2 separate regions of the Mus musculus genome follow, and region 2 is linked to region 1. Evidence: chromatin loops called from intact Hi-C (ENCODE). Cell type or tissue: left cerebral cortex. All regions are shown on one strand. Links, peaks and the distances in the headings refer to the core of each region. The heading gives the core; the rest is flanking DNA.

Region 1 (10,334 bases), core at 1,327-9,326:
AGCTTTTAAGAGTTGAGTCCTAGTGTGGGGTAACTGGGTCACTGCCAAAGGCACTTCCTAGGGAGTTTGTGGATGAGTTCTAACAAGAGTAAGCTGTAATTTATAGAAGAGAGGAGAGGAGGTAACAGGAGAGAACATTTAAACAGCAAGGCTCACTCCTCCCTGCTCTCGGGCTTCCTGCCTCACTGTGTAATCCCTTTTACATATGCCATAAGGCTGTAACTCAAGCCAAACCAATGTGGCTACCTGATCTTATACAAACTGAGCTAAATAAACCTCCTTTCTTTATACATTACCCAGGCTCAGATTCTTACTATATAATAAAATAGGCTTGAAGAATTAATTCACAGCCTTTCGTTCTGGTTAATTTGTTGAAAAATGTTCTGTTGTTAAACACCTGAAAATCACTGGCTTAGATTGACATCTTTTATTTACTTTTCCAAGCTCTTTTTAAGTCTAACCTATCTTCAATTTCATATTCTACTCTTTCTTAATATAGATCTACATTCTGAGACCAGAATGTTCTTATTTCTTAAATTGCCATGGCAAATTCCTGCCTCCATATTGTTGTCAACATACAGGATATTTGTTGTTGCTGTTACAGTCAGCAAAGCAGTTCTGCCCTGTGTCTCAGTCTCCCTTCCCTGTCCACCCACCCATACTTTACCAGTGTTTTATATCCTAGATATAAATTTCTTACAGAGAATTAAAATTCACATTGGAACAGAATCAAAAGACAGTTGTGATGTTAAAGAACCCAGTTTTTTTGCCAGGACTGCTTGTCTGTAACTTAACAATGTGTGAAAGCCCTGAATGAAAGAAATAGGATGGAGGTATGAGCCTTACCCTAGGGCGGAAGAGAACACATTGGTAATGGAGTTCTCTGTGCACAGCTGATAGGAGGAACTCCTTGACCCCTGGACTTATGGGGTTAGAGTAATAGCATGGCCCCACACAGAGATGGATGCATTTACTTGTTACAAGCTGATGCTGTTAAATGTTGTATGTTTTACTCTCTGTGGTTTGACTTTATAATCACCAAAAATCTTTGGATTATTTGGCTTTTCCTATGGTATATCTACCAAATGCCTGATTTAGAAATAAATCTACTGCATCTGGATCATAAGCCACAAGTTAACAAAACAGTATTCTTAAATCAGTCATCAGTTTCTATGACCTTGAGTTGACTGACTCATTTTGAAACTAGGGAAGCGAATCTACTAAATAAAAGCCTGGATGCTAGTAGGAGGTTGTATCCATCCAAGTCTGGTAAGTCTGCTGATAGAAAGTTGGCCTACAGCAGCTACACAAGAGTACCCTACCCACAGTAAATCTGATTAGAAAAACAAAATATAAAAAACAAAAGTCTCACGCTATTCAGGCTGGCATGGAACTCGTTATGTAGCCCAGGCTGGCCTCAAACTCTAACTGCTCTGACTGTATCAGTTTCCCACCTTTGAGATTGTAGGCAAGAGTAACTATGCCGGGTCTACGTCCTTGCACTATTTTCTTTTTAGCACTTACATATACTCTTAATTGCTGAAGGCCACTAATGATATACTACTGCTCTTCAACAATCTGGTCTTCACATACCTTTCCAAAGATTTCTATGTACCCTAAGCTCCGACAGACACAAATGTGCTAACTACACACATTCAATTTTCCATCTTTCTGACTCTCAGTCTTCCCTCTCCATCTTAGCAAATCTGAATGTTAATTAAATGAGAAAGTTCAACAAGAATAATATCTTTTTTTTTCATGAAGACTTTTCAATGTACACCAAGTCACCAAAGCTAAAATTAGTAATGTTCCTGACTACGGAAAATAGCAAATTGCCCTGAGACCAATTTATAGCTTATCACATGTTTCATCAATCTTCAAGAATCAGCAGCACTATCGGATTCCTTGATTGGTATTAATCAGAGATTGAGCTCAGACTCTCTGCATTAGAAGACTGTAAGTACAGTCAACATATAATGAAAACTTAAATTTCATTTTTTACTCTAAATTCTAGTGGCCTTGGACTTAGCCTAGCTTACTTAAATATCAATCTACAGTAGATAAACCTTTGTTTCTCAAATAAAAGCACTATCTCCCATTAAGAAAGAGACCAGCAATATATAATTAATAAAATTACTTAAATCTGTTTTTCTGTTAAGGCACTTATTACTTGTTCCCTATATTATATTTGGGAGCCATTGTTTTATCCTCTTATGCTCATTGAGGTCTACATTTATTTTATCTTCTCTCTCATGTAGGCTTTCCATGTATATTTCTTTTCATGTATATTCCATGTTCTCATAAAGTCTTCTTGAACCCACTTCATGATAACTCTCACTTCTGAACTCCCATAAGCACTGAATGACTGCAACCTTGTTTATTGCTACTATAACTGTTGGAGCATTATTTTTATATGCATTTTACAGTTCTTAAATATTTCAGTATATATTGGCAGTAGACAATAAAGTATTAATTCACTCAACTGGGATATTTATTAGGAAAAACACGGACAAAACTGATACTGAAAGAGAAAAGAGTGTCATTATTTTTAGTGTGGTGCACAAATCAGCAGAACTGGTATCAATCACCTGGAAGCTCACTAAGGCTGTCAGGCCCCACCCTAGTTGTCTGGTCAACAAATGCCTCAAGATTCCCAGATGATCTGTTAGCACTTTCGGGTCTGAGAAACATTGGTTCAGACTCTAGAAGAAGGATTAGAACATCTGAGAAATATATGACCCAGTAACACCAAATACTTTATTGTAATTGCTTATTTGTTGGACTTCCTTATCTACGAACTAAAGGCTTGCTGACGGCAAGAACTCTTTCTATCTTTCTCACCACCAGCATTTCCTGTCTGGCCTAGAACACTCAGTATTTAGTTGGGTTTTTTTGTTTGTTTGTTTTGTTTTGTTTCCCTTCTTAAATGCATAGATACCTGGAAAAAAATGAAAATAAACTTTTTCAGAAAGCTAATTAAGTAGTTCTTTTGTATAACAAAATCTCACATACCTCCATACAAACCCCTTAATTCAGTTTTAAATGTGCTGCCTTTTTTGTTTTAGCAGCTGTATCATATGCACTTGAGAAAACAAACACTGGGATTATCATCCCACCCTCTGAAAAAGCCTCCAAGAGCCTCGTTTACAAGTGAAAAGGATGCATTTTAATTCTAGCTTTCACCAACCCACCCTATATACCTGCACAAGGGGAGGGAGAGAGAAGAAACGATGGCATCAGCAATTCTGAAATTCCTAAGCAATTCCTAAATATCTGATCAGAATCTGCCTTTTAAGATTTGAGAATGGTGCAAATTCTATCAGTACAACTAGACTATTCTAGATGTCCATGACAATTTTTTGAACAGGATACTTCCAATAAATAACTGCCGGCAGAGGAATGAAATAAGAGGAGAACCCTTGTCACATTTAATAGCAAAAGGTGATACCAGAAAATAAGAGTGAAATAGACTAGCGAATACCTAGCCAGCGATTACCTAGTGACAGAGGGTGGAAACACAGCAGAGCAACATAGTGAGTGGTTAGTAACGTTCAAGAACCAGAAGCCACTTTCTGGTTCTGCAGAGAAGGAAGTCAAAGGAGAAAGAGGAAAGGTGATGGATGCATAGTACACAGAGGATAACTTACAACGATGAGAATGAGGACGAAGTATTTTGACCATGAGAGATGATACTCACTGGAAGGGAAGGGGCAGCAAGGGAGGAAGCGGGACTGCGGTGTAGCCTACCACAAAAGAAAGAGACTGCAGTCGTCCCTGCCCAGCCCAGCCCGCCGGGGAAAGCAGCCCCTGCATAGGTGAGAGGCATCGCCCAACTCCACTAGCCCTGCGCTGGCTGGAGCCATCTCCCCTGGAGCCTCCAGAGCCCTGGGTGGGTACCGGAAAGGGTGGACTGTGCGAGGGTGAGCAGAAAGAGGGGACAGATGCCGGGGTGACCAGGTACCCACCTTGTCCCAACGCAGCCACTGCCCGATGGCCGTGTCTAGCTGGGGGTCCCCAGTGAGGTAGGGGGCGTGGAGCAGGTTAGAGTTCAGGTCATCATCTGCGTTCTCAGCCATGGTAGACACACGGGTTTGCGGGCCCGAGGGGCGGGCGAAGACACTGAGTCAGGGGGGCTCTAGGTGCGCTCACCAGGGTCCAGAAACCCCCTCCTTGACGAAGGGCATCGGAGACCAACCGCGAGCTGTTCAGTCCGCGCCAGCTCCTGCCGCAGCTCCAGCGAACCCGGAGAGAGGGCGGAGACAGGACAGCCGCCTCCCAGCAGACTAGCTCCGGATCTCAGCTCGAACTGACTGAGGCGGGCGTGAGGCGAGAGAACAACAACAGTCCCAGATGTCTGGGTCGCCGCCTTCGCCCGCGCCGCCTTAGGCCCCGCCCCCGCGCCGCCCGCGCCGCCCCCGCCCGCCCCGGCCCGTCCGAGTGCCCGAGGCATGAGGCGCGAGCCCGGGAGCGCGCGCCCCGCACCTCCGCTGCAGCGTTTGCTGTCCGCTGAGGCGACAGTGCACAGCTGGCTTTGTTTTTTTAATGCCGTTCCTCAGCTGTCTTTCCCTTATCACCCGCCCCGCACTCGCACGTGCGCCTCCACCTGGTGTCCCCGTCGTCTCAAGCAGCCCGCCTCTGCACTCACTAGGAGAGTCCCCGGCGCGCGCAGGCCCCACCCTCTTCGCCTCAGGGCTTGGTCTCGCTTGGGAGCCCAAAGTGGCGCGCGTGACGCCTCACGGGAGTTGTAGTTTTCCCCGGTTCCCCGAGTTCTGTACACCCGTTGCCTTTCCCTTCCCTCGGAGAGAAAAAGCACCACCTGTTCCCTGACGCTTCTTACTTATGTTGTGCAGTGGTGGTCTCCTGCTTTAAGGTAAAAAAGGAATGACGTAAGGAACAACGGTATCTATTTGTACTTGAAAGTTTACGAGTCGTTTTTTGTCATTTCATTCATCCTGTGTGGTAGGTTGTATGTATATTCCTTTCCCACTTTACACAGAAGGAACTGAAAGGCAAACCGAATTTTCTGAGCAGTAGCGTTCCTGAGAAATGAATGCGGGTTTCAGTCTGTTATGTTACCTCAGCTGGCAGTTGTTTTTGTTCAGTTGTAGCCGCGGAATAGAGGTAGAGAGAATATAATGTCTGGAAAATAGATAAGAAGGTTGTCAGATGATGGGTCAGCATTTAACCCTATTTTAAGAATGTACAAACATCATAAAATTCATGAACAAGTAGGAATACAGAGGAAAAAAGAAATGAACACCTTCACTTTCTTTCTTCTATAAATGTGCGCCTTTCAGGTCTCATTACTTGAGGCCAGAGAAATACTGAAGTCTTGTATATGGACCACTCTGCTTTCTCTGTTTTTGAGACAGGGTCTCCTCTATGGCTTTGGCTAGCCTTGAACATAATATACGCCAGGCTGAAATTGAACTCTTGAGTGCTGGAATTCCAGGTGTGCACCACCACACTGTGCCAAATACCTTCTTGGTGTGACTTGACCAAGTATATTAAAACTCTTCCTCATCAGCCTTTTGCTCTTGTAAGGATTATATAATATTTATAGCATGACAGTACAGTAATTGAAGAAATAGTTTTAGAGTGTTTTGAGGCTCAAAGATAAAAGACATAATAAATCCAAAGTATTCCTTTTATTTTTTAAAGACATCATTTGTTCTAATAAAATCCAAACTACTAGCATAAAATAATTGTATTGAGAGATTCTGAAAAATAATATATGTCATTGTAAGGGGTTGCAGTGTTTGCCTTAAAAATCAACAAAACAAGAATTATGCTAGGAGCTGATATTAGAAGAATATAAACAATTCCCTTCAAGAAGTAAAATCTAGGGCTGGAGTGATGCTTCAGCTGTTAAAGCTAGGGTCACAACCAAAATCCCCAGAAATAAAATCTGGAGAGATAGGATATGTGCAAGAATGTTTAGTCCACGATGAAGAGCTTGCTGCAAATAGTGGAAATGAAACCATCAAGCAGGAGGACCTGCACTGGGATTTCAAGAACAGGAAATAAGCCAACTGAGAAAAAAGGAGAGGGCATTTCAAATCCATTAGTGAGTGATTCTCAAGTCCACTATGAGGTTGTTTAAAATATATTTTATATTAGTGAACATAAATCCCAGCAATCCTGAATTTTGAAATGGCCGCGGTACCTCCATAAAGATAGCTGTTGATTGTGACCTAGATGGTCATTATCAAAGTACATATTAGAACCAACATGTTGGCATCCTCTGGAAGCATATTAAGAGATGCAAATTTTAGTACTCAGTAAAGTTCTACTGAAACAGATTTGCATTTTAACAAATCTAATAATTAATATTTAAATATTTTATGCAGTATTTTTTATGAGGCAATTTCCCCCCCCCCAAGACAGGGTTTCTCTGTATAGCCCTGGCTGTCCTAGAACTCACTCTGTAGACCAGACTGGCCTCAAACTCAGAAATCCGCCTGCCTCTGCCTCCCGAATACTGGGATTAAAGGTGTGCGCCACCACCGCCTGGCTGAGACAATTAGTTTTAAATACCAAGTAATAGTACCAAATCAGCAACTTTCAATATATGAAATGATATAGGACATGTAGTAAAAACAGGAGAACACAGGCTCTACTTAAATACCCCTTTCAACCAATGTTTCCTTACTTTTATCAGCAAAATCCTAACAGATATTACGGGTTACCTGAGTCTTCCCCAACAGGTTAGTTAGACTTATTGGTTAGACACTGAAAGGTAACTACGGAGACTCTCAATTCACTCAATCTGAGAACATTGTGTGTCCAGAAGGGGAAGTTGGGAAACTCTCAGAAGCTTTCCATTTCTATTGGGGTTTGTCCAAAGGGTCCTGTGTTTTTACTGTATTTTTATTTGCTAAAAGTTTGTCAACTCTGTGACTGTGAAAGTGAGGTCTTGGTTCTCAGAATGGAAATGCATTCTGAGAAATGAATTGTGAGGCAATTTTATCATTAGATGAACATCATAGAGTGACTATAGCATCATTTTGTAAGGAAAAACCTTACGAGACCACAGTTACATAGGCAGTCCCCTTTTTGACACAAATGTGACATTATACATAATTGTATACTATAATCAATAATGTATGCATTTTTGTTATGCCATATGCATGTATCAATTATACGTGTTATATATATTTATAGTTGTGTCATTGTGTCAGTCAGCTATCCATTACTGTGACAAAATGCTTAAATAAATCAACTTAATAGAAAAAAAGGTTAATTTGGGCCTACAATGTCACAGACCTCAGGTTATGGTCATTTGGCTCTGTTGTTTTAGATGTGTGGAAAAGCAGTCTGTTACAGCAAGGAGTAAAAAGTAGAGCAAAAGTTGGGTGTGGTGGCACATGCCTTTAATCCCAGCACTTGGGAGGCAGAGGCAGGCGGATTTCTGAGTCTGAGGCCAGCCTGATCTACAGAGTGAGTTCCAGGACAGCCAGGGCTATACAGAGAAACCCTGTCTTGAAAAAACAAAACAAAACAAAACAAAAAAGTAGAGCAAAGATGCTCACCTCATGGTGGCCAGGAAGTGTGAGTTAGGAAGAGGCTTGTAGGTCTCAATATGCTATTCAAGGACATGTCCCAGTGGCTGGTCTACAGTTTACAATGGAAGCCCAAAGAAGTTGGTTCTGATAATGGTGAAGGAATGTACCAGCTACAGGATAGGATAAATGGATTTACCAGGAAGAATGAGAGCAAATTTGAGGTGGGGAGAGTTTCCTTCTTCCATGTCTTTATCTGGGCTAGTGGTATCCAGGCTGAGTCTTCCTGCTTCAGATAATCTAATCAAGGAAATTTCTCACAGAAGTGTGCAGTGCCTTATGTTTTATTTGGCTCCAGATACAGTCAAGTTGACAAGCAAGATCGTTAGCTATCACTACCATGTCCTCTAAAGCCTTGCCAGGTCCTGGATGTGGCACACTAAATACAACTCAGGAATAAGATATTAAATCCTTTTAAAATTTAAAATATATTGTTGTGTGTATGTGCGTGGTATGTGTATGTGCGTGGTGTGTGTGTGTGTGTGTGTGTGTGTGTGTGTGTGTGTGTGTGTGTGTTGCAACAGCATATGTGTGAAGGTCAACAAACTACTGTGGGAATCAGTTCTCTTATTCCACCATATGGGGCCTTGGAATGGAACTAGGGTCATCAGGCTAGGTGGCAAGTACCTTTACCTGCTGATCCATCTTGTCTGCCAACAAAGACATTAAATCTTGAAGAAATCTGTCATTTTGTTTTATGTAAAGAGTATATTCTCTTCTTGTTGCTTACTGAAATACCTGTCATAAACCCTAGTTAGCTTTTTATTAATAAAGGGTGTGTGTGTGTGTGTGTGTGTGTGTGTGTGTGTAAAAAGGAAGAATTATGTAAGCAATGTCCTCCTTTCAGGCCTCTTCTGATGCACGGAACTATAACAATAACAAACAGAAAGAGATCTTCGTGTAAGGTCTAGCTAATGGCTGCAGGCACAACAGGGCTACAGTGAAGCAAAGTGACAGACCCAGGGTGCAAATTATAAGGAGGCCCTGCTCTCATCCTTGTCCAGGTGTAAAGCTGCTGCCTGTGTGTGAGTGCCTCATTCCATTTTCAGTATCTATCTTTAGATATGATTCAGATGCCATATAATCTATGCATTTAAAGTATTCAATTAAACGGTTTTTAAAAATCATTCATAGATGCATATATATATACACATATATACATACATACATAAGAATTTTAGAACAACTTGAGAACATTTTCACCATCTCGTAAACCCTGTGCCCTTCACTATCAGCCCTCTTATCACTCAAATCTTTTGATACTCCCCCCGCCCCCCCCGTCAAAGCAACCACAAATACATCTTTATCTCTTTAGAGATTGCCCCATTGTAAACATTTCCTCTAAATGAAACCATGTCATGTATGGGGTCACTGTCATTGGTTTCATTAATTAGCATAATTTCTCTAAGATTTACTCATTTTAGCTGGGTACGATGGCTCATGCCTCTAATCCCAGCACTTTGGAGGCTAAGGTAAGAGGATTGCTGTGAGTTAAGGCTAGCCTGGCTTACACACTGAGTTCTGGGCCAACCTGGGTTACCGAATGAGATCCTGTTCCAAGACAAGAAAGAAAGATCTGTCCATCTTGTAACATGCTCAGGCTTTTTGTTTTCGCTTGGTATCTCAATAAATACGAGAAGTATTAGAAAGACTCTAGCACTCTTTCGTGATAAAAACATACAATAACCTCGGGGCTCAGGGAAACTTTGTGTCTGGAAGAGGTCTACAGTTAGCCAACACTGTAATTAACAATGCAGTACTGGGCTTGGTCCTCAGTAGGATGAGGACCAGGAAGGAAAGGTCTGCTGTTGCCATTTTCATCCAGGGTCTAACTAGTGCAACTGAACAACAACATAGAAAAGATGTCAAAGGCATTCATATTGCAAAAGAAGAAATAAACTATTCAGAGGTGACATGATCTGTGTATATAAAAATTTTATTAGAATCAGTAAATAGATTCTATAGGGTTTCAAGCTATGACATCAACATAAAATCGAATCTAAACATTTGAGCTCTGTGGAAATGAAGTTAACAAAATAATTTTCAATAGTATCAAAAAGAATAAAATGTTGAATATTATATCTCACAAAATAAGCAGAAGACTTGCATTCTGAAGTCCCATGTTCATATATTCATGTGAAGATGAAGTTTCAGAAGTTATACCTTGTTTTTCCTTTCATTTCCTCGTGATGTTCTTATGTGTCTGTTTGCTAGTTACCATTGACTTATGTGTCCATATTCATGAGATCTTAAAAAATATATTTTCTTGTGATATATTTGCCTGTGTTCAAGACAATACTGTCCTCATAAAACAACTTAAAAGGCGCACACTCTCCTCTTTTGATGTTTGAAAGAATTTGCAACAGGTTGATGTTAATCCTTAGTTAGATGGGAAACGGAACACCATGCTTCTGTGACTTCTCAGGACATGCCACCTTCACCCCTAACACAGCCACCAACCCAGATACTTCACGCTTAGGTTTTTAATTTTAGTTACTATATTTCTGTTTATAGAGTTACTTTAGACTCTTGCAAATTTGGAATCATATTTCCCATGCCTTCCTAGTTTCTACAGAGATCTTCAAACCTTAAAAATATATATCTATAGTCAGTATAGTTGTCATCTAAAATACCTATGCTTCAGGTTTTTCTTATCATTTTTTTCTTAGATCTTAAATCATGGGATTTAGTTTTTGTATATATACATATGTTGGACATTATATTTGGAAACTCACTTGTGGGAATAAATTTAGACTCTCAGAGAATGTTCTC
Region 2 (10,334 bases), core at 1,643-9,642, 240 kb after region 1:
GTGGTCTTATTAAACAAGCGGCATGGGGAATGGACCTTTGGCTCCGGCCTCCTCCACACTCAGAGACATTGGAAAGCAGGAAGTTCACAGGCTCCTGTCGGTGGTTACTTGAAGAAGTAGGTAGGGGACCAGAGGGCAGTGCTGTGTGCTGCCATATAACTTGAGTCAGACGGTAGCCTGCACTATGTCCGTCTGATTGTGGGAGTCCTTAGAGTCTAGAGGGGTAACTCAAAAAGTCTTCATGTTCTCCTTAATTAGGGGTTCCCAGTGTATCTAAAATCCAGTCCAGCCTCTTGGCGACTTTTGAAAGGCCTCTCTGAGCTGCCCTGCCTATCCTTGGACTTCCTTTTTCCTTTGTGCTCCGGCACCTAGCCTTTTTCTGTCCCCATGACACATCACATTCCCAGCCTCTGTCTTTGCCTTGTGATTTTCCTGATTGAGATGATTCTCTTCAGGCTTTCCCCAGAGCGTGTCACGTGTCACGCCGTCAGTGATCTTCCAGGGCCAACCTACTCACCAGGGTCTGCCTTCTTTGATTTTCTGCTTACTTTCTTTTTTTGAGACAGGCCCTTATGTATCTTTAGCTGCCCCCAAACTTGCTAGGTAGTAAAGGATGCTTTTGAGCTTCTGCTCCTCCTTCTCCGCCTCCAGAATGCTGGGATTATGGCCACCAACCTGGAATACAGTGCTGGGGATTGAACCCCTGGCTTCAGACATGCTGAAAAAAGACTATCACTCGAGCTACATCCTGTGCCCTCTGAGTCACTTCCGTGTGTGTGTGTGTGTGTGTGTGTGTGTGTGTGTGTGCCTGTGTGTGCGTGACTGCATGTGTCTGCCTGTGTGTGTGCATGAGTGTGTGTGCCTCTGTGTATGTGTGCCTCTGTGTGTGCATGTGTGTGTGTGCATATGTGTATACATGTACCTGTGTGGGCATGTGAGTATATGTGTGTGTGGCTGTGTGTACATGAGTGTATGTGTGTGTGAGAGAGTGTATGTGTGTGCCTTGATTGTGTATGTGTGTTCGCCTGTGTGGGCAAGTGAGTGTGTGTGGGGTGAGTGTGTGTGTGTTTGGGAGGGGCAATAACATGAGTGTGTGTGTCTGTGTGTGTGTGTGTGAATGTGGAAGCTGGATGTTGATGGCTGGTGTCCTCCACCATTTTCCACTGTGTGTATTGAGACAGGGTTTCTCACTGAACCTAGAACTCACTGTTTGGTGTAAGCTGGCCAGCCAGCTTGTTCTGGGGAGTCCCTGACTTTGTGTGATGTGGTGCTATTATGGGGGGAGCTGGGGGGGGGGAGGAAGGGGACCTGTCACTACATGGATCTGAATTATAGTTCTCGTTCTCATGCTCTTACTGAGAACACTTCCTAGGCAGCCACCACCCCAGCCTGGCATCTTTTATTCACCATAATTCTTTTTGAAGAAATATTTTGGTTTTTAAAATAATGTTATACAATGTATTTTAATCATATTCATCCCAACTCCTTCTCTTAACTCCTCCCAGATAACCCCCCATGTCCCACACTATCCCAGCCTTATGTTCTCTTTCTTAATTAAATAACTCATCTATTCTAACTTTCGCTGTCCCTTATTTGAGTATAGGACATCCACTGCAGCACAGTCCCCCTTCTGGAAGCTACATCCTTTAAAAAACTGCCTTCCCCCTCCAGATGCCATCAAGGGCTCTCAGCTCCTCCGTTGGGCTCACCAACCCTTTCGCACTCTGACTCTTGGCTGTGCGGACGTTGTGCGGGCAGCCACAGCAGCTGAGTTCATGAGTGCCCTGGTCTTGTGTTCAGAAAACACTGTTTCACTCTGGTCCTCCCTGACCTCAGGCTCCTGCAATCTTTCCACCCCACCCCCATTCCGTGGTGGCCCCTGAGCATTGGGGAGAGGGAAGGATACAGATGTCCCGTTTATAGCTGAACACTCCGCAACTACTTCTCTGTATTGTAACCAGTTGTGAGTTTCTGTGTTCAGCACCATCCACCACACAAAAGAAACTTCTCCGATGCGGTCTGAGAGTCTTGCTAGTCTATAGATAGAGAGCTAGGATTTTAAAGGGCAGTTTGATGCTAAGTCCATTTAACAAAATCATAGTAGTAGTTGACCTAAGTCTTACACATGATCTGTCTCTATCATGTAGTGGGAATTGTGGTTTCTTTAAAAAACCCAGTTATGTGAATGTCTTCGTTCTAATCCCAGGTGTGGGATATGGGGCTGCTCCAGTTTGTCCACAGCTGTTAACTTAGATTGTCTTGTGCTCGGGGGGGGGGGGGGGGGAGGTGGAGTCCTGAGATGGTCTGTGTGTTGGCTGTTGCTGGACATCCTGATAACAAAGACTGGACTTGCCCCAAGGAATCTGATGACTTGAATCAGCAGGAAGTCGCCTATAGAGGGCCACACCCATTTTCCCCTCTAACCTTCTTTTCTCCTATCTAGTGTTGGGGGTTGGAAGGGATTAGGGTGGAATAAGGGTTAGAAAGGAGGTGGAGACAGAAGAACCCAATAAAGTAAGAAAACGCCTACACCAATACTTCCATGATCTTGAACACTCCAGGATGAGCTGGACCTTAGGGGTGTGTGTGGATGGGACGGCATAACCTTGGGGTTTTATTGTTTTCTTAATAAAACAAAGGATGGATCCTAGGCCCCTTTCATCAATGCTCTCACCAATGGCTGCACATTCTTCCATGTTCTTCTGTGTGCACGCACTGACTAGACTTGTAAGCCAGGTTCCCAACCTTCCTGGTGCTGCGACCCTTTGTTATGAATCATAATGTAAATATCTGATATGTAGGATATCTGTTACAGGTTAAGAACCGCTGTGTTAGGCTAACGAAGGAAGACATGAAGTTGGTATGGGGGTGGGGCTAAGGGAGTCTGGGAAAAGTTGGAGGAAGAGTGGGGGGTTTGATAGGATCAAAATGAATTGTATACACATATGAAAGTCTTAAAGAGTGGATTAAAAAAAAAGATAAAGCATTCATCCAGCTGCCTCTCTCATATCTTCTCCCAGACTTTGTAACAGCCGCCATAACAGCCAGGTTTCCCTCGGCTTGATGGGTGGGCTCACTGCACCTCATCCCTAGGACAACCTTTTTTGTAGTTTAGTGTAGAAAATTGGCTTGGTCTGCTCACCTGCACACACCACTGCTTCCGGTCATAAAAACTAAGTATTCCCTGCGTGCAGGCAGTCCAGGCCCTTCTCGAACTGTGTTGCTTGAACTCAGTGGGGTTGCTACTTACCAAGCCGTGCTTAGAGAACAGCCCAGTGAGTTCAGGAATCTTCAAATAGTCCTCATGCACGAGGAGGCGCTGTGCCGAGAAAAGTGAGTTACAGGAGGAATTGTGGAGGCTAGCACGCATGCGCACCGGCAGCATCTGACTCACACGGACCCGGAAGCTTAGACTCAAGGCTCCAAATTCTAGACATCTGATTGTATAATACTGTCACCAGTACCTCTGCCACTGCTTCTTTTATTTGAGACAGAGTCTTCATGTAGCCTTGGTTGTCCCGGGGCTGGCTAGGTAGACCAGGCTGACCTCTAACTCACAGGGAGCTGCCTGGTTCCACCTCCTGAATGCACCCATTGAAGGAGCATGCCATCATGTCCAGCTAGTTTCAGTTTTAGTTTTACTTCTGTGCATGTGTGTGTGCCAACATAATTGTGTCCTGTTTGTGTGTGCAGTGACCTCAGAGACCAGAAGAGGGGATTAGATCTCTGAAGCTAGAGTTGAGGTGGCTGTAAGCTGCCTGATGTAGGTGCCAGAAATCGAACCCCGGTCTTCTGGAAGAGCAACAAGTGCTCTTAACCACTGAGCTATCTCTCCAACCCCACCCTCACCCCTGCTTCTGCTAACATGTCCAGTGGCTCCTTGAGTGAATTCGTGAACAGCAGCAACTCTACAGCTGATGGAAGAGTTCTCCCTCCCTCCTCCCCCTCTCTCCTCTGCTTCCAACCCTCCTCACCTCCCACCCACCCCTGCTCCCCTCCCTTCCTCTCCCTTCCTCCCTCCCTCCTCCCTTCCCACCCACCCTTGCTCCCTCCCTCCTTTCTCCCCTTTTCTCCTTCCCTCTATCCCCTCTTCCCTTCCTTTTCCTTTCATCCTGTCTTCCCCCATCCTCTCCTCCTCTTCCTTCCTTCAGGATCTCCTTGGCATTGACTTTGTTCTGTGCCTAGGCTGTCCTTGAATTTGCAGTCCTCCTTCCTCTACCTCCTGAGTCCTGAGATTACATGGCCGTGTCACCGGCTGACCCCAAACTTCTCTACTTCTCCCCCCTAATCTGATACACATGTGGCAGCTCCTCAGAATCTGTCTTTTCCATCCTGTGCAGGGAGTTTTGTGCCTCTAAGTGCTGGCTTCCTCTCCTGTCCCTTCCATTTGGAATTCCCTTTTTCTTGGTTGAGTTCAGATCCTTCCTTTGGATCCAGTTCTGTGCCCACCTAGTAGTGGCTTCCTTCTTTGCACCTCCACATGGTTTTATCTGCACCACTGTTAAGGAATCCTTCAAATTGCATACAGCACAGGCAGTCTGCAAGACAGCAGTGAAAGTGCTGGAGATACTGTTGGTCAAAACACGCTCCCCAGCCTCCTGCTCTTATAACGTAGTCTGGAAATCAGTCATGTTACGTAGAAAACATGAAAGAAGTGTTAGCTAGGAATGATGGCACTGTGAGTTAGACACCAGTTGGTCTACATAGTGAGTTCCAAGCTGGCAAGGGCTGTGTGGTGAGACCCTGTGTCAACAGAAGTGCAGTGAGACAGAAAGAACATGGTAGAGCTGGAGTTGTCAGAAGCATTGGTTTCTAGTTCACATGATTCACTAAAGAGCTTTGACCGAGTCCTTCCCCTCCTTAAACCTTAGCTTTCTTCTTTTTAACAAAGGGGTTTGGTTAGAAACCTCTGATGATTTCAAATGCCAGCAGAGCTCTGAGTGACTTTGGCTTCCCAGGAACTGTTTGGAAGAGGCAGTGCAGGCTCTGTTTGCCCCCTGGTGGTCACTTGGTGACATCACAGTCTGGGAGGCCCGGGAAAACTAGCTGGCTGTTCCCATGGATGGGAGAGTAGAGCTGAGACCAGCAAACAGATTGTGAACGAAGAGCCATCACCCAATGACCATTCTAGAATAGACAAAGAAATTTTATCACTTGTCACTCTGCTCTCGGCCTTTAACTGACCCATCAAGCATCAGTTTCTTCCCAAACTAGAGACATTTTCTTCTGAGGCAAATTCTTCATTCTGCTCACTTTATCCTCTTACCTGTTCATTTATGACAAAATATGGCTTCACTGTGTCTCACACTTGTCCTCGAATAGGACTATGGCCACTTCCTTTTGGGGACTTGGTCTAGGCAAAGTGAAGCTAGTAAGATTTCTTTGTTGAGGTTGCTAGGAGTCAGGCTCTGTGAGAATAAAGCAGGTCTGAACTATAATATGACAAGCCCTCGCAAGAGAGAAATCTGTCTCTAAATGTCTTACTGTGAAATGGGGTTGGGTAGAGCTATTTGCTGATTTTTCTCTTATATTTTCTATCATAAACACGACATACGTTTAAAGCCACCTCTGCCCCCTTATAAACAGTAACTATATATAATATAATTTTTTTCACTCATTAAAGAAATTCTGTAATAAATCAAGCTTGGTGTGTCCCAACACTCTGAGGCTGGAGATAGGAGGACTGGTGCAAATTCTAGGCCAGTCTGGGCTACAGTGTGAGACTTTATCTTAAAATGAGGGTTGGGAGAGGGGAGGGGAGGAAAGCGAAAGTGATTACTTAGAATTTCTAGTCAGGGTCTAGGGGACAGGAGAGTAGAGAAGTCTCAGAGTCAGGGAGAAAGACTGTGGGGGTGGCAGACTTTGAAGGAGGTAGAGAGAGTGGGCCCCGCTGCACGTATAATCAAGTGGATTTACAGTATATACATAGGAAATCTTTCTTCCTTTCTCTCTCCCCCCCCCCCTCTTTTTGACAGGACTTCTCTATGTAACAGCCTTGGCTATCCTAGAACTTAAACTGCAGATCAGGCTGGACTCAAACTCAAAGATCCAACTGCCTCTGCCTCCCTAATGCTGCCCTGCCAGAGATAACTAACTGCTCACTACAAGCATTCTTGTTTCTTTATTTTATTTTAATGTATTTTTAATTGGATATTTTATTTATTTACATTTCAAATCTTACCTCTTTCCCTGTTTCCCCTCTGCAACCCCCCCATCCCCTCCCGCTGCTTCTATGAGGGTGTTCCCCTACCCACCCACCTACTCCCTCCTCACTGCCCTAGCATTCCCCTACACTAAGGCATCAAGCCTTCACAGGACCAAGGGCCTCCCCCTCCCACTGATGCTAGATGAGGACATCCTCTGCTACATAAGCAGCTGGAGCCATGGGTCCCTCCATGTGTACTCTTTGGTTGATGGTTTAGTCCCTGGGAGCTATGGGGGTTGGGGAGGGGGAGTCTGGTTGGTTGATATTGTTGTTCTTCCTATAGGGTTGCAATCCCCTTCAGCTCCTACAGTTCTCCCCCTAACTCCTTCATTGGGGACCCTGTGCTTACTCTGATGGTTGGCTGCAAGCATCCGCATCCCTATTGGTTAGGCTCTGGCAGAGCCTCTCAGGCTCAGCTATATCATGCTCCTGTCAGCAAGCACTTCTTGGCATCAGCAATAGTGTCTGGATTTTGGTGGCTGTACATGGGATGGATCTCCAGGTAGGGCAGTCTCTGGATGGCATTTCCTTCAATCTCTGCTCTACTCTTTGTCCCTGTATTTCCTTTAGACAGGAGCAATTCTGAGTTAAAATTTTGGAGATGGGTGGGTGACCCCCATCTCTCAATTGGGGGCTGTGCTTAACCTCTGGATATGATTTCAACAGGTTCTCTCTCCCCTTTGTTGGGTATTTCAGCTAATGTCACCCCCACTGGGTCCTGGGAGTCTCTTGCTTTTCTGGCTTTTGGGACTTTCCGGTGGCTACCCCAGTTTCCCATGCCCCATTGAACACCTCTCTTCAATTTCCTGGTCCTCTGTACTTCTCCCCTGTCTTCTCCCATACCTGATCCTGCCCCCTTCTCCCCCTCCCCCTCCTCTCTTTCTCTCAAGTTCCTCTTGCCCACCCTCTACCTCCTGAGAGTATTTTGCTCCCCCTTCTAAGTAGGATTGAAGCACCCACACTTTGCTCTTCCTTCTTTTTGAGCTTCATGTGGTCTGTGAATTGTATTGTGGGTATTCTGAGCTTTTTGCCTAATATCCACTTATCAGTGAGTGCATACTGTGTGTGTTCTTTTGTGAGTGGGATGATTTTACCTCACTCAGGATGGTATTTTCTAGTTCCATCCATTTGCCAGTGAATTTCACGAAGTCATTGTTTTTAATAGCTGAGTAGTACTCCATTATGTAAATGTATCACATTTTCTGTATCCATTCCTTTGCTGAGGGACATCTGGGTGTTTCCAGCTTCTGGCTACTATAAATAAGGCTGCTATGAATATAGAGGAACATGTGTCCTTGTTATGTGCTGGAGCATCTTCTGGGTAAATGCCCAGGAGTGGAATAGCTGGGTCCTCAGTTAGTACTATTTCCAGTTTTCTGAGGAACCGCAAGACTGATTTCCAGAGTGGTTGTACCAGCTTGCAATGGAGGAGTGTTCCTCTTGTGCTTTCTTCGTAATAGATTTTTTTTTATGTGTTGTATTTTGAAACTCACTGAATGGTAACGGTATTAACTATTGGATGTTATTCCATGAAATTGATTTCATAACATAGGATGCATCAAGCCTTGTACCTGAAGCTGCCCTGTGTCATCATCCCCAGCCTTCCTTCTTGTGGCTGAATTCTCAGTCTGTATCAGTGCTGAGTAAGGCGTACTGTAGTGATCTCTCAGCTCCATATGGGTGGGGAGAAGATACTGTTTTTACCCCATATTCATAACTACAGGTTTGAGAATTATTCCTATAAAATTCATGTGCAAAGATCCTTTAGTCCAAATCTTTTGATTGCTCCCAAAGATCTTGATTGCTTTCTTCTATAAATAAACAGGCAAACATGCCCATTGTGCAAGGCTGACGGGCTGGAATGAGATAAATAAGCCGTTACTGCTTAATGTGGTGCCTGCCATGTAGTATTTGCTCTGTAAATTCTAGTTTTGTTTTTTAACCACTTTTTCTTTTTAATTAATTTTAAACTGTTTATGGTTATGTATGTGCTGTCTGCATGTTTATCTGTGTACTTCAAGTGTGCCTGGTGCCTTCGGAGGCCAGAAGAGGGCCTTGCTGTCAGAAACTGGAATTGCAGGCATTTTGTAAGCTGCTCATGTCGGTGCTGGGAATTGAACCTAGGTCTTCTGGAATGCTTTTAACCACTGAGCCATCTCTCCAGCTCCATTAAGACAGCCTTTTAGTTTTACATTTTTGGGGTAGGGAGAGGTAGAGAGGGAGAAAGGAAGAGAGGGAGGGGGTGACCCCTGTGAATGCCAGCCTTGCCTATGAGGATCAGACAACTTGGAGTCCGTCTTCTACCACCTGGGGCTTGAGGGTTAAGCTCAGTTCCTCAGGCTTGGGGGACCTAGTTCATTTCCCCCCAATTTTCTAGGCTTATTTCCAGCCCTATGTTCCTTCTTCCCACATTGAATTGCTTAGTCTGAACACCATCCCTTAACCCTCCATCTCTGCCACACAGACACACAGACACACACAGAGACACACACAGGCACACACAGAGACACACAGACACACACACAGACACACACACAGACACACACACACACACACACACACACACAGCCGAGCTTTGTTGCCTTGGAGCCTCAGTTCTTTCCTTCCTTCCTGTCTATTGCGTGAACTCACTGTTAGAGCAGAATTCAAAGTCTGTGAGACTTCCCTAGGACTCTGCCTATGCTCTCTGCTACCAGGAGACTGTGTGTGTGTGTGTGTGTGTGTGTGTGTGTGTGTGTGTGTCTCATTAGACTGCTTCTAGCTTTGCCACAATTCTTTTGTTATAATTATGGGTGCATAATTTTGCCTACTAGATTGTAACCTTGAAGAGGCAGAAACAGAGTGTCAAGGAGATTCATACAGAGCCTGGAAGGGTCAAACGGATGACAGCATCAAAGTGATGGGTACAATGATTGGCATCTTGAGAACCTTTTCTGAAACCAAAGGGAAGAAACAAAAAAGGAGACAAATTAGCAGCCCAAAGAGTGGAGCAGTCTTAAGGAGGTCTAAGGGGTGGGTTTTTTTTTTCTTGTGCTAGATGGTGTGAAGTCTTTGTGGGCGGGTGTGAAGGAGTTCCTGGCTTTGCAAAGAGACACAGCCTTGTTTCCACCTAGACTCAGTCTGAATGGTCTTACCTTGTGTCACAGTCCATCAGCCCAGCAGAGCAAAACTGGGGTCATCAGCCTGAAGGAAGTGCAGAGAGAGGCTTGCTGGAGTGGATGCAGAGTTTTAAGATTAGTTTAGGACAATTTAGGAGCTGTTCCAGTTGAGGCACTATGGCGGCCATGCAGTCCTCAGCCTGGATGACAGGGGTGGTGACTGAAGCACGGGACTCCATTCTTGTTCTAGTTGGCATCCTGTGTTAAAGTGGCTCTATGGGTCCCACTTTTTCCTGGTCGTTGGTATAGCCACTGGAGGATGAGAACAAAGAGCATGGCCTATCATGTCACTATCCTGCTGGGAGCAGGCCTTGGCCTTGGATCCTGCACTGTACCCCAGGGGCTCAGTCACTGGTCCCCCGATAGATGATGAAAAATGTAGAGTAAGGATGATGAGCAGAAAGAGTCACTCAGTGTGGCCCCGGTGGGGAAGAGGAACACAGAGGTCAGATGGACCACATCCCCCTCCTTTGGCCAAGTCCATCTTCTGGGTCTAGACATGAAGCTTAGCTCTAAAACAGCCCTGGTCTAAGTGTGGTCCTGTCCTTTCTCATTGCCTGGGCTGTAGTATTTCCTTCAAGGTGGTCTGACAAGCTGTCAGTATCGTGTGAAGTTTCTTTCTGAGAGACAAGTTTCTCCTCTGCCTGGCACCATTTCTAGTCTTTTCCTTCTCCCAGTATAGGATTTCCAGGGAAATTCCAGTACCATGGAATCTATTATTCCAATAGTTCAATATCTAAAGGGAGGAGCACAATTGTCTCTTTAGAAAATCTCCATTCCTGCCACGGTAGTTACACTGTTTGGGCTTTTTTTTCTGTTCTAGACCATTGGTCTAACCTTGTTGTATCATTTCATAACCTGTGAAGCATCCTTAACAACCAGTCTCGGATGATGCCTCAAAACAACAAGAATTACAGCACAGTTGACAGGAACTGAGAACGGTTTAAGGAAAAACTGGGTCAACTGGAAAG

What was found. Hi-C counts contacts between places; a loop is a spot of excess contacts. Peaks named below come from ENCODE experiments on the same cell type or tissue, not always from the same donor. Only the 100,000 strongest peaks of a DNase experiment are listed, where the experiment ranks them.
Region 2: it touches region 1 in a loop (2.7-fold over the local background); 4 of 42 quality-filtered maps call a loop at or near these places.

The regions. Positions count from the first base shown.
Region 1 is chr7:100,221,666-100,231,999 of GRCm38, reverse strand. Pgm2l1 (phosphoglucomutase 2-like 1) reads right to left here and starts at 4,393. Exons shown (of 14, transcript NM_027629.3): 1 at 3,966-4,393. The coding sequence starts at 4,076. Gm34877 (a long non-coding RNA gene) reads left to right here and starts at 4,595. Exons shown (of 3, transcript XR_869834.3): 1 at 4,595-4,870. In left cerebral cortex, for the core only: no CTCF peak of the experiment used is centred there; DNase peaks (open chromatin) are centred at 3,622, 3,752, 4,315, 4,670 and 1 more place; H3K4me3 peaks cover 3,666 bases; H3K27ac peaks cover 1,969 bases.
Region 2 is chr7:99,983,600-99,993,933 of GRCm38, reverse strand. No RefSeq gene overlaps it. Among named protein-coding and RNA genes, the nearest start is that of Rnf169, 8.3 kb to the right of the region's middle. In left cerebral cortex, for the core only: CTCF peaks have their summits at 3,319, 5,004 (motif pointing left) and 8,263 (motif pointing right); DNase peaks (open chromatin) are centred at 3,336, 4,998, 7,504 and 9,374.